Regions from separate parts of the Mus musculus genome. Here region 1 is linked to region 2. Evidence: chromatin contacts called from ENCODE Hi-C or POLR2A ChIA-PET data. All regions are on one chromosome and are shown on one strand. Each heading gives the region's core, a stretch centred on a gene start or an enhancer-like site at or near the end of the contact. The rest is flanking DNA. Distances are from core to core; before and after follow the strand shown.

Evidence for each region. A loop is a pair of places that touch in the nucleus more often than their neighbours do. ChIA-PET counts read pairs that join two places held with the same protein, here RNA polymerase II (POLR2A).
Region 1: POLR2A ChIA-PET joins it to region 2 with 52 read pairs in Patski. The contact joins the promoter of Tmem104 here to the promoter of Fdxr in region 2. A Hi-C loop is called at or near these places in 1 of 37 maps with a recorded cell type or tissue (mouse trophoblast stem cell). POLR2A ChIA-PET finds 5 or more read pairs at or near these places in 4 of 5 experiments (Patski and embryonic stem cell).

The regions. Positions count from the first base shown.
Region 1 is chr11:115,184,584-115,190,940 of GRCm38, forward strand. It overlaps Tmem104 (transmembrane protein 104), which reads left to right and starts at 2,904. Exons shown (of 10, transcript NM_001033393.2): 1 at 2,904-3,015; 2 at 3,627-3,739. The coding sequence starts at 3,695. Nat9 (N-acetyltransferase 9 (GCN5-related, putative)) reads right to left here and starts at 2,816. Exons shown (of 7, transcript NM_025400.4): 1 at 2,536-2,816; 2 at 2,166-2,254; 3 at 424-533; 4 at 1-43. The coding sequence starts at 2,242.
Region 2 is chr11:115,275,603-115,281,599 of GRCm38, forward strand. Fdxr (ferredoxin reductase) reads right to left here and starts at 1,367. Exons shown (of 12, transcript NM_007997.1): 1 at 1,207-1,367; 2 at 477-580. The coding sequence starts at 1,285. Fads6 (fatty acid desaturase domain family, member 6) reads right to left here. Exons shown (of 6, transcript NM_178035.5): 6 at 3,025-5,997.

The DNA.
Region 1 (6,357 bases), core at 1,654-4,153, 89 kb before region 2:
TGGGCCTGCCATTTCTCTGCATCCAGCACAATGAAGGTGCACTCTGAGGGCAGAGGCAACAGGGTTAGCACCTGCAGACTTGATCTGAAGTGGAAAACAGCCTTCTCCAAGACATCTGTACTCAAAGGAACAAGGAACCCGAAGGGTAGGAGGACCTCTACCAGGCCACACACAGCAAGGGAGGGGACAGCAGGGCCTAAACAAACAGCTAGAAATCAAACTGCTTTATTTTCTCTACATCCCTCCAAGCCCAGGAAAAAGGAGTCAGCCGCAGGGATCACTTCACTTTAAGCGGTTCAAGTATGAGCAACCTCCAAACTTGTCACCATCGTAGCTTAGTGACGCCCCCGGAGGGGCAGCAGCTGAGGAGTGAGAGAAAGGGAGGGTGGAGGCTGCCTGGGGTGGGGGTGGGGGCCTCCTCACTGTCTTCATCTTCACACCAGCTACACTGCATCTCATACTCCTGCTGTAGGGTCAGCTGCTCTGAGGCTGTCAGATGCCGCAGTTCTTCTGACTTCATCCACTCGTGGTATCTGCAGGGGTGGGGAGGGGCAAAGGCCTGCCTTAGATGAGAGATACTGACTCAACAGCACTGGGCTTCCTGGGTGTGGAGGGACAGGCCTGGAGGCTCAGCACCCAGGGGGGTGGAGCCAGGAGGAGCAGCCCGTTCAAAGCTACCCTGCGTTCTAGGAGACCCTTTCTTCAAAGCAAATGAACAGGAAGAGGAGGAAGTGTTTAAGCTCTGTTTGGGAGTATTCTATGCCAGGCTCTCAACACTACAATATCCAAGCAGCAATGAAGTATAAGGTACAAACAAACAAGAATCTGACACTGGGTGTGGTGGCGCATGCTTTAGTCCCAGCACCAGGGAGGCAAAGGCAGGTAGGTCTCTTTCTATAGCCTACATAGTTCTAGGCCAGCCAGGACTACCCAGTGAGTCCCTGTCTCTAAATAAATATACATAAATTTAAAAATAAAATAAAATACGGATGTGACATCCGCTCTTTTCTGGTTTTGCCCACACAGGATAAGTGCTGTGGAAGTAAGGACGTTAGTCATTTTCACTCTATGTCTAAACACATTGTAGCTGGGCAGTGGTGGCGCACGCCTTTGATCCCAGCACTTGGGAGGCAGAGACAGGTGGATTTCTGAGTTCGAGGCCAGCATGGTCTACAAAGTGAGTTCCAGGACAGCCAGGGCTACACAGAGAAACAGAGAAACCCTATCTCGGGGGGGGGGGGGGGGATAAAAACAAAAACATTGTAGGTATTCAGTTAATATATAATCGATTAAAAAAATACCCCACTCAAAAAAAGAAAAAGAAAAACCACAAAAAGTCTGAGTTTGTGCTTTCTGAGGTGAAGTGGGTATGGGTAGGCAGGAAAGGTAGGTTCTTTTCTCAGGCAGCAGCAGAGAGGGTAGCTCTAGGGGCCCAGCTTCCCACCCAGGTAATATAAAACCAAACACTCCCCCAGTTCCTGAGGGTAAGGGTATGCCAGTCCAGCCCAGCAAAGAGGGCTGAGGAGACCTCTACAAGGCAGGGTGACAGATCTCCCCAATGCAAAACTATTGTCCCCTACAGAGCCAGCTTCTCAATCTGTCAGATGTTTGCCAACTAACCTCACAAAGAGTCCCTGAATCTCACTTCTGGCCTTTAAACAGTAGGCATCAAAATAATGAATTCAACATCTGGGACAAGCACACGTTAAGTCTCCAGAGGATACCAGGGAACGCCATAAGTAATTTAGAACGAGGGAAGAAGACATGGCTTTGTTTTTTTGTTACACACACATCTAGATGATGTAATCCCTCATTGAAAAGCCAAAAAGAAAGCAGAGAGATGGATGACAAGGAAAATAAATGAAAAATGAGCCCTCCACTTCAGCTTTATTCCTCCTGCATGTAATTCCCACCCCCAACCCCCCACTTTGAGTCACAGTCTCATTAAGTATCCCTAGCTGGCCTGGAACTTATTATATTGCCCAGGCTAGCCTCAATCTCACGGAAGAGATGGACCTGCCTCTGTCTCCCAAGTGTTGGGCCAGAATCAAAGGTGTACAGCACCACACAAGTGACGTTTGTTAAACAAGACAGGCTCCTAGATTAAGGCACCCTGTTTCCAATTGCCCTCCACGCTACAACCAGTCGGGTAATGAGTTAGTTACCTGGGCACATGCTCGGAGGTGTAGGGTACCAGGACCACCTTCTTGCCCACTAGCATGGTGTTCTGATTCAGCTTCATTGTAGCTGCCTACTAGTGGGGAGAGTTAAAGACTTCAGAGCCCCCATAGTGTCTTCCCACGCAGGGTGGAACTCTTTCTGTAGCAGTGGAGCTATGTTGACAGAAGAGCGTCCTGCCTTCCCCTCACAACTACGTGAAAGAACGGGGATTCTAAAACTCTTGTAAGAGAAAGAGCCGAAGTGGTCAATACATCTGGGCTCTCACCCAGGGGCCAAGTTCTGGCTCGGTTTCCAGCCCATTCCTACACAACATGCCCGTCCACCCCCAAATGACCTGTTAATCCTTTTTTTAACCTGTTTCCAACCCTAGCCTCCAGCGTCCAGAGTCCACGTCACTCGGCTCTGGCCCTTCCGTTTTCCTGTCCCCAAGCCCCACTCAAAGTTCTCAGGCCTCAGCCCTTTGCGTGGTTCCTCGGCCGTCTAAGCGCTGTAGTTTGCAAACTGCAAAGCTCACAACCACCCCCTGCCGAGGAAGGCGTCCCCAACGACAGGCGTCAGCGTCTGTCCCGGAGAAACAGGCTTTCCGCATGCGCGTAGAGGGGCTTGCTGTCCGCTTCCGCCAGGCAGACGGCAGCCGCAAAGCCCAATCCCGGCCCCGCCCCCGCGAGGCATCCAATCAACGCACTGCGCCCCTCCCCACGCGCTCGCTTGGACGGGGGACTGGGAAGCGTGCGCGTGCGCGTAGCGGGCGCTGGTGCGGGGCCGCTGGTGCCGGGTGGCAGCTGCAGAGCTGGAGGCGGTGGCCACTGTGCCTGGAAGCTAGCTGTGCTGCAGGTCTGGGACGGGCAGGAGGGCAGGACAGGGTGAAGATGGATGTGAATTTTAGAGTTTCACCTGGAAGGGAGGGGAAGGGGAGACTGAGGGACCGGCTCTGGAGAAGAGAGGGGAGGCTTAAGGGTGGGAAACCCTAAGGCAAAGCAAAAGGCAGGTGTCGGTGCGCGAGGCCCCATTTAAAAGAAGAGGCTTTGGGACAAGGAGTTAGGATGGAGGGGCGACCTTGGAAAAGCTGACTCCCGCTGTGGGCGGAGAAGCAGACAGCTGTGTGGGCTGTCCTGTGTAGTAGTGAGCTCATAGATAATGAAACGGACGTAAGCACTTTAGGGTAAAGGGGGCTGTGATGGTTAGTGAGGCTTAGAGGCCCGGAAAGCCCCTTCAGTCACTTGGAGTGTGAGCAGCATCCAGGCACCGAGAAGTGCCTTGCATAGCAAATCAAGTTAGAAGACATGGTCCAGGAAGCCGCGTCCCACCAAGGCTGTCTCATGGCAGATAGGGAGACCAAAGTGTCTGAGTTAAAAGGGCTACAGGTGAAAGCGGCAGACTGCAAACCCCCCACCCCCAGTCTCATCTCTGCAGTTAGAGAACTAAAGTCTACTCTTTTGTCTTAGGAGCTGCGGCTGCTGCTGCCACTGCATAGAAGTAACCTCTTGGGCCAGCCCTTCCTCACTCTCTGGAGATGGCAGGCGAGATCACAGAGACCGGAGAGCTCTATTCTCCTTATGTGAGTTCTTCTCCATAAATGTGTTCTGCTCACCACCATGCTCCTGGTTTCTAGAGAAGCCCACTGCTATCTGTGGACTATACTAATTATGGCCCTGGTTTAAATAGACCCTGGTGAAAAACACAACGGAAACTCCACATAGCTCCAGTCAGGTTCAGCTGTCTTAGCTAGACTCTATATATCAGGCTCGTTCCTCATTTGTTTATAATTTTTTAAAGCTTTTATTTTAAATGATGTGTCTACGTATGGATATGTGCATGCCTGTCAAATCCAAAAGAGGGCACCAGATGCCCTGGAGTTAGTTGTCGATGGTTGGATGCTGCTCAGTGTAAGTGCTGGAAGTGAACTCGGGTCCTCTGCAGGAGCAGCAGGTACTCTTAACTGCTGAGCTGTTTCTCCAGGCCAGTTCTCCTTTTAGACACCTATCAGAGAGCATCAAGCCAAATAGTAGTTAACTTGCTAGTCTCCCATAATATCTATCTCAGGACTCCCACAGATGACACACAGTTCTGCCAGTCAGCTGGGCAGTCACCAACAGCTGTCGCCATGGAGTTGTGTTCCTCTCAGTAGTCAGCAGCCTCTTTCTTCCTTCGCTAAATTCTAAATTGCACAACTCTTGTGGTCTTGGATGTTGAAAGAGGTGGTGAACTGCAGAGTCTCCCAATTGCAGTTTGGTAGAGCATGCAATTATGACAATTAGAGCGATTGATTCCCCTCTGTCTCGGCTCCGTGGCCCCTGCACTCCCCCCACACACACTCAGTTTATCTTCTCTCGGTGCTGTATCCAGTTGGTTGTGGTTATGTGGTTATTGCATCACGGGGCCTTCACTGGGTAAGTCGTTGGAGGTAATCGTGAGTTACCTGGGTTGACTCACATTGGTACCTGCTGTCACCAGGAAAAGCGGCTCTTCTCCACAAGCCGCCTTTTTAGGATTTTTCTAGTCTCAGCAGTGCCCTGCTGTTCATAGGCAGCCACAGAGCACACACAGACACACACAGACACACACACAGACACACACACACGCATGCACACTTCACCGCTGCAGCTCACCAGGGAAAGTGCTGGAGTGGATGGTTACCCTGTCCATGCAATCATGTGATAGTTCTTAGAATCCCCTGTCAGCAAGAAGATGTCTGCACTGTCCCTACACGTTGCCACAGTTCCTGCTTTTTCTGACACTCACTACAGACTTGGAGACGAGGAAGTGAGTTATTGCTGTGACTGTGTTTTAGAAAGAAAGTACCTTATGTCCCCATTCCTTGTGCCTTCACCATGTAATCATCCACTCAGGCCACCTTGTGATGCCACAGCCGCCTGGACAGTTAGGCCTGTGTGCCTCAGGAGCTCCGCTTCACACACCTCCCCCTTTTCTCCTTCCCATCTTCTGTGTGCTTTATCTGGGGTCTTTGCACTTTGCCATAAACAAGCACTGTGATTTTGTTTTTATCTTAATTGTGAAGGAAGAGAGATGAGAAAGATGGGTGCTGGTGGCGACAGGGGGGTGTTAATCAGGTGGTGGTCAGGGTTCTGAGGAAAGCAGCCCTCTTCTTCTTATAGGTCTTTGTTTTCTTTTAAATATTTAATTTTTGTGTGTACAAATGTATGGAATTCATATATATGTGTATATGTGTATATAAGCATGCATATGTGTGTGTATATATATATATATACATTTATACTCAAATGCATAGGTGTGTCTATATACATATATGTACATATATATACATATACATGTATATATCATATGCATGCAGTGCCCTCAGAGGCCAGAAGGGGCGTCATATCCCCTAGAACTGGAGCTATATCTGGTTTTAAACCACCATGTGGGTGCTGTAAACTGAACCAGGGTCCTCTGCAAGAGCAACAAGTGGTGTCAATCCCTGAGCCATCTCTTCAGGTCCTAAGGCTCTATTTAATTAGTTTCTTGGGGATTTTGTGCAGTGTGCTTTGGACATGCTGACCTCTTCTCCCGGGACCTCCCAGATCCACTTCCCTACCCACTCAGCTTTGTGTCCCTTTAGAACAAAAGCAAAACCAAAGGCCATCAAGTTCAGTTGTACTGCTAATAGACTCTACAGGAGGCCTCCTACTGGAGCTTGGGTCACTTACCAGGGGCTGCTGACTCACTCTGTCTCTGTCTCTGTCTCTCTCTCTCTCTCTCTCTCTCTCTCTCTCTCTCTCTCTCAGCAGCTTTCAATTCCGAATATTCACTTGGCTTCACACCCTCCTTCCCCCTTTCTGCTGGGACTTGGTCTGGCTTGGGCTTGCACAGGTCTTGTGCGTGGCCTTTGTCATGGTCACTGTGAGTTTACTGGCGATTACCTCACTGTGTCTGAAAGATGTTGTTTCCTTGTGGCCATCCACACCCTCACGTCTTGTGCTTCTTCCTACTACCATTGCATCTTCTGAATGACCTTAGGGTTTCTTTCTTTTTTTTTTTCTTTTGGGGTTTTTTTTTTTTTTCCATGACATGGTTTCTCAGTGTAGCCCTGGCTGTCCTAGAACTCACTCTGTAGACCAGGCTGGCCTCAAACTCTGAAATCTGTCTGCTTCTGCCTCCCAAGGGCTGAGATTAAAGGTGTGCGCCACCACTGCCCAGGGTTTCTTACTCTACCAT
Region 2 (5,997 bases), core at 117-2,616:
CTTTTGCTTTAAGGTCTGAGACAGAGTTTCCAGTACATCTGGCAACCTTGAGGCCCTGTCTGGCAAGACTAATACTGAAAGCTTTGAGACCTTGGCCTTTGTGGAAGAGAATGGTCGTGGGGAGGGCGCAAAGCTGCAGACAAGATTGCCTTGAAATATAAAATGCTGGAGATAAAGAAGCGTAAAGATAAGGGGAGGCGAAAGCCATCCCATTAGACTGAAAAAGACTTCCCTACAAAGCAGAAGACAGCTGCCCATCTGTCCCCAACCACCATCCATGGAACAAATGCATGTCTCTCACAGCTGAGGACCTAGGGCGCCTCAGCTATACCTGTGGAATCAGTTAGAAAGAACACAGCTTACATTAGTCAAAAGCCCCTTCCTTGTCAGACAAACCAAAGGGCTGGAGCCTACCCCCAGAATTGGGACAAGAAATGAATGGTAAGAAGGGAGCCTGGAAGGAGTGCCTCGCTTACCTTTAACAAGTGTTGGGCTGTGTAGAAGCCAGCTGGGCCACTGCCGACCACACAGATCTGAGGGGTCTTCTCCTGTGTGGAGAACTTCTGGCAGAAGCCTGGGGCTAGGTAGAGCAGGGGACAGCAGGGTCAAACCAACACCCTCCTACCACCCCAAACCAATTCTGTCCAGTTGCACCTTGCCTTCACCCTCACCTGCATCTTCCTTTTTCCGTTCCTCAAAGCTTCACCATTTCATCTGAATGCCAGAGCTGTCTTTATCCAGAACCCCATGTCTCACCCATGAACAATAACAAATAATCTGCCCCAGACCCCCTTATCCCCCAAGCTGTCCTGCACAGCACTATCTTTCTTGAGAGGTTCCTTATGTGATCTCATGTCTTCATATGCCCATCACGTTTCTATTTTGCTTTTTTCTAGCCCTTCTTTCCCCCACAGAACTCTATTGCTCATCTCCTCACCTCGAATTTGCCTGTCACCTCCGTTCACCTCGTATCACACATAAAGACCTCATGGTCTATCCTTTTAGCCTTTACTGAGCTGTCTTACCCAGGACGCCTTACATCTCTTTGCACAGATCCTCCCCTCTCCATCACTCCCATTTCTCCCGCAAGAGCAGACACGTTCAGCTTTGCCCCTCTCCAGCCCCGCCTCAGCTCTGCTCGGACCCCCGCTCTTGATCACAGGCCTCCCCTCGCCCTGGTGCAGCCCCCAAGAGCCCTGCTCCTACTCGGAGTGCTCCTGGAGGGAGACGGCCGAAGCCCAGACCACGCGGACCAGCGCCACCAGTGCCAGCAGCGAGGAGCCATGGCTGAGAAGTGCAACCAGCAAGCGGAAGAGCTAGCAATGACTCTAGTGCTGAGCGCAGGTCCAGCAGCCCGCCGAGGACGCTCCTCTGGACCCGCCCATCACTGGAGCCCCGCCCCAAGCCTCGCCTCCCGCTTGCTTAGAAACATCAACTTGGAGACTTCACCAAGATTTCCGAAATAACCACGCCCCCAAAGAGAACCATGCCCCCATCTCGCCAAGGCCCCGCCCCCAGAACGTCCAATCCTCAAAAGCTTATCAAATTTCTCCGGTCTTCCTAGTACCTCCAGATGCCGGAAGTCTAGATTTGAAGAAACGCGAATCCCCTATGCTGTTTCAGTTGCTCTTGAAGAAGGGAGCCAATTGGAAAGGAGCTTACTTTATGTAAAGCTTGCCGCTCGCTGATGACGCAATGCCCCGTTGTCGTTGTTTGAGTGATTTTTGTATCAGCCAATCAGAAGGCCAGAGCCCGGAAGTCTCGTGTATCCGCTATTCTTGACTCCTCGATTTTTAAGTCTGGATGTTGAACTGATGTAGCCTCAAACAGCTACTTGTGCGTGTCAGAGAAGGACAAGTGTTAAACTCTCAAGAGCTTATTTCTAGTCACCCTCTTCCCACGATGGGGGAGGAAACACGCGAAGAAGTTCCCCCTCTGGCACTGAGACCAGAGCCCGACCTTCGACCCTGGTCCGACAGTACAGGGATCAGGGTGAGACCGTACCTTAGGGGGCACCCAAAAGCTCAGTAGTCAAGGTAAATCATTCATATTCCATGTTTTAAAAGAAAATTGATGCAAAGCCTAAAATCAATATCTTTTAAAAGTTTTTTCTAACATTTATATATTTTATTACATTATTTATGGGGGCCGGTGTACACTTGCCACAGCGTTCGCGTGGTGTGTGGTAGTCAGAGGACAGCTTATAGGAGTTGGTTCCCTCCTCTACGTGAATTCCTGGGTTTCAGACTCATTTAAGGCTGAGGGCAAGCAACTTTACCCTCCAGCCGACCCACACATGTTTTCTACACAAGAACAGGACCTGAAGAAGGGTGAATGCTTAATGTGCACATGATCCTGGTTTCGATTACACCACAAAAAATATAATTAAAATAAGGGCAGGACCCATTGTCACCTCTAACCAGACAAGCCCAGTGCTTCTCTGAGAGTCCTTCTCCTTCTTGGAAGACTAACCTGTCATCCTCACAACATCTGATTCTTGTTTATTCTTGTTGAAGATTGAACCCAGGGACTTACAAAATTGCTCTACGTTTTAACTGCCCCCTGCCTCGCCCCGCCCCGCCCCGCCCCTAGCTGAATCTTCTATTCCATAATTCAGGTACAAAGCTAGCCTGGGCTGTATACAGAGTGGCACCTGATCTCACAAAACAGTATGCCACTTGTTTTGTGAGAGGGAAATGGCAGTAGGAACGTGGTCATACCAATGGAAACTGGCTTGACTGACCTGACTGTAATCTGGAATTCTTGGGCCAGATGAACGGCTAGGTGACAGCTTGGTGAACTTCATGCTGAGTCAGTCCATTTCAACTTTCAGGCTGGTCTGCTGGAGCCTTGTGTAGGAGCTTAATAATCCAGAAGTTTCCCCTGTTTTGTATTTCATATTTTTTACACTATTTTAAGAATGTTTTTAGCCATGCTGCGGTGGCACTGGGGAGGCAGAGGAGGGCAGAACTGTGAGTTCGAAGCCAGCCTGGTCTACAGAGAGAAGACAAAAGAACAACAACAAAAATGAAGGTTATTTTTAGTTGAAGTTTGACATACAGAGAAGTGCATTCATTCCCACCATAGTTGATGGGTTATGAGACTGTAGGTGTAATAATGTGACCTACAACCAGACTGAGAACCAAAACTCAGTATCCCAGAATCCTCTGCTCAACTAATCACTCCCCACTTTGTTTGTTTGTTTTGTTTTTCAAGACAGTGTTTCTCTGTGTAACCCTGGCAGTCCTGGAACTCACTCTATAGACCAGGCCAGCCTTGAACTGGTAGAGATCTGCCTGCCTCTGCCTCCCTAGTGCTGGGATCAAAGGTGTGCACCACCATTGATTGGCTCCACCACTTTCTTATTGAGAGGTAAATATGATTCTCTAACATGTCATTGTGTTTTACGCCTGCCCCAGAAGACTAGTAGGTAAGATAAATGCTGCCCACAAGCCTATACATAAATTATTTACGTATGTAGCTTATGTATGTGAATATTTTGTCTGCATGTACATCTGCACACTAGAATTTGGTGTCAGACGGTTGTGAGCTGCTGTGTGTGTGCTGGGAATTGAACTCAGGACCTTTGCATACTCTTAACCACTGAGCCATCTCTCCAACAATAATTTATTTACACATGTACTGTTTTGTTTTGCTTTTCAAGACAGAGTTTCTCTGTGTAGCCCTGGCTGTTCTGGAACTCACTCGGTAGACCAGGCTGGTCTTGAACTCCCAGAGATTCTCCTGCCTCTGCCTCCCAAGTTCTGGGATTAAAAGTGTGAACCATCATTGCCCAGTTTCTCTCTCTATTTTTATATACACCCGTCTCTCTGCCCTGTGCTGCTGCCTTGGAGATCAGAGGGCTTCGGTGAACATCTGTCATGGGTGCTGGGGATTGAACTCTGAGCCCCTGCAAGTGCTCTTAACTACGGAGCCATCTTAAATGGTAACATAGTTTATATTTTGTGACGTGAAAATTACTTGCTTTGTAAGTCAAGTTTTATTGGGACAATACCATGTTCATTTTTAAATATATTTTTATTAATTTTTGAAAATTTTATATAATGTATTTTGATTCTATTCACTCCCTATTTCTTCCCCAATCCCTCCTAAATCCACCTCACATCTGCAACTAAATGTTTTTTTTTTTTCAATAACCCACTTACATATAGTCATGGCAAGGTGGACTTATCAGGGGCCACACCCTTAAAGAAAACTGAGTCACCCTCCCCAGAAAACACCAGTTGTCAGTAGAACCTCAGTTAGCCACAGGGACTTGTAAACTCTTTTCCCCTTGTGGTGGTTTGAATGAAAATAGTTCCCATAGGCTTATGGGGCGTGGCACTGTTAGGAGGTGTGACCTTGATGGAGGAAGTGTGTCACTGGGGGTGGACTTCAGGCCTAGTGTCACTCTTCCTACTCTCTGAGGATCCAGTAGAACTCTCAGCTCCTCTCCTGCACCATGTCTGCCTGCACACCACCATGCTTCCCACCCTGATGGTAATGGACTAAATGTCTGAACTGTAAGCCAGCCCCAATTAAATGTTTTCCTTTGTAAGAGTGGCCATAGTGTTTCTTCACAGCAATAGAAACCCTAGCTGAGACGCCCCTCTATTCTGTAACCATCACTGGCTTGATCTTGTGTGGGCAGCCACTGGCTGCTGTGAGTTTATTAGTGCAGGAGTCCTGTCATGTCCAGAAATCTGGGCTCTGCTTTGCTGTACCCTGGCCTCTGGCTCTGGCAGGCTTCCTGCTCCCTCTTCCACAGTGGTCCCTGAGCCTTGGGGGCATGTTCATCTGGCTGTGACACTTTGATGGCAGTTGAGAAGTTGTGACAGACATCATATTGTTCACAACACCTGAAATATTTATCTGGCCCTTTTCACAAAATTTGACACCCTGCACTGGGCAGCAGGCTTCATGAATGTGGTGGGATATAGAGGCCATCTCATTCACTCATCCCCAGAGCATCACACAGTACCTAGCATCCAATGGCTGGTCATAAGGAACTTCTTTTTCCTTTTCCTTTTTTTTTTTTTTTTCTTCTCTTAGACAAGGTCTCATGTAGCCCAACACTCAGGAGGCAGAGATAGAAACAGGTGGATCTCTAAGTTTGAGACCAGCCTGGTCCACACAGGCAGTTCCAGGACAGCCAGGGCTACACAGAGAAACCATGTCTCAGGGAAAAAAAATCTTAATAATAAAACCACCAGATATCCTGTCATGTAGAAGAAGGAGATAGCAAATCAGACGCAAACACCCAAAATGTCTACAGGGCTTCCCATTCCGAAACAGCATCTCTGAGGGTCACCAACCTGGGTTCTGGAGTTGCTGAGTTCAAATCCCTATGCTGGACTTCACAGTCATGATGTTGAGAGGTTTAATCTCAGCTTCTTTTTCCCCCATTTATAATATGAGTAGAAAGAATCTAACTTGTAAGGATTAAAATTAGATGGCATACAAACGTCTAGCCTGGCCCAGAGGGAAACCTTTAAACCCAGCACTTTGGAGGGAGAGGAAGAGCAAAGATTCCCAACCCGTGGGTTGTGACCCTTTGGGGGTCGAGCGACCCTTTCCCAGGGGTCGGTCACATATCAGATGTCCTGAGTAGAAGATATTCACATTAGGACTCATAAGCATAGCAAAGTACAGGCATGAACCATTAGGAAGGCTGAGATCCACTGAGGTGGAAGCAAGTGGATTTCTGCGAGTTTGAGGCCAGCCACCCACCAATTGAGTTCCAGAAAACAACACAACCAGAGCCAAGCAAGTCTGCGTTTGTGGTAAGAAAACAGCCGTGACTGCTCACCGGCAGTGCGGTCCCCTTGGCTGGTCTGTTAGACCACGGACTGCAGAGCCCTGGTGGTACTTCAGGCACCCCCGCTGGCTCCCTTACTTCTGTATCCCTAGCTCACATGGTTAGACTGACAGACAGGGCACATTGCAGAGAACCTAAGTGATTTGTTCCTGGTGCACCCATGGCCATGGTATGTCTAG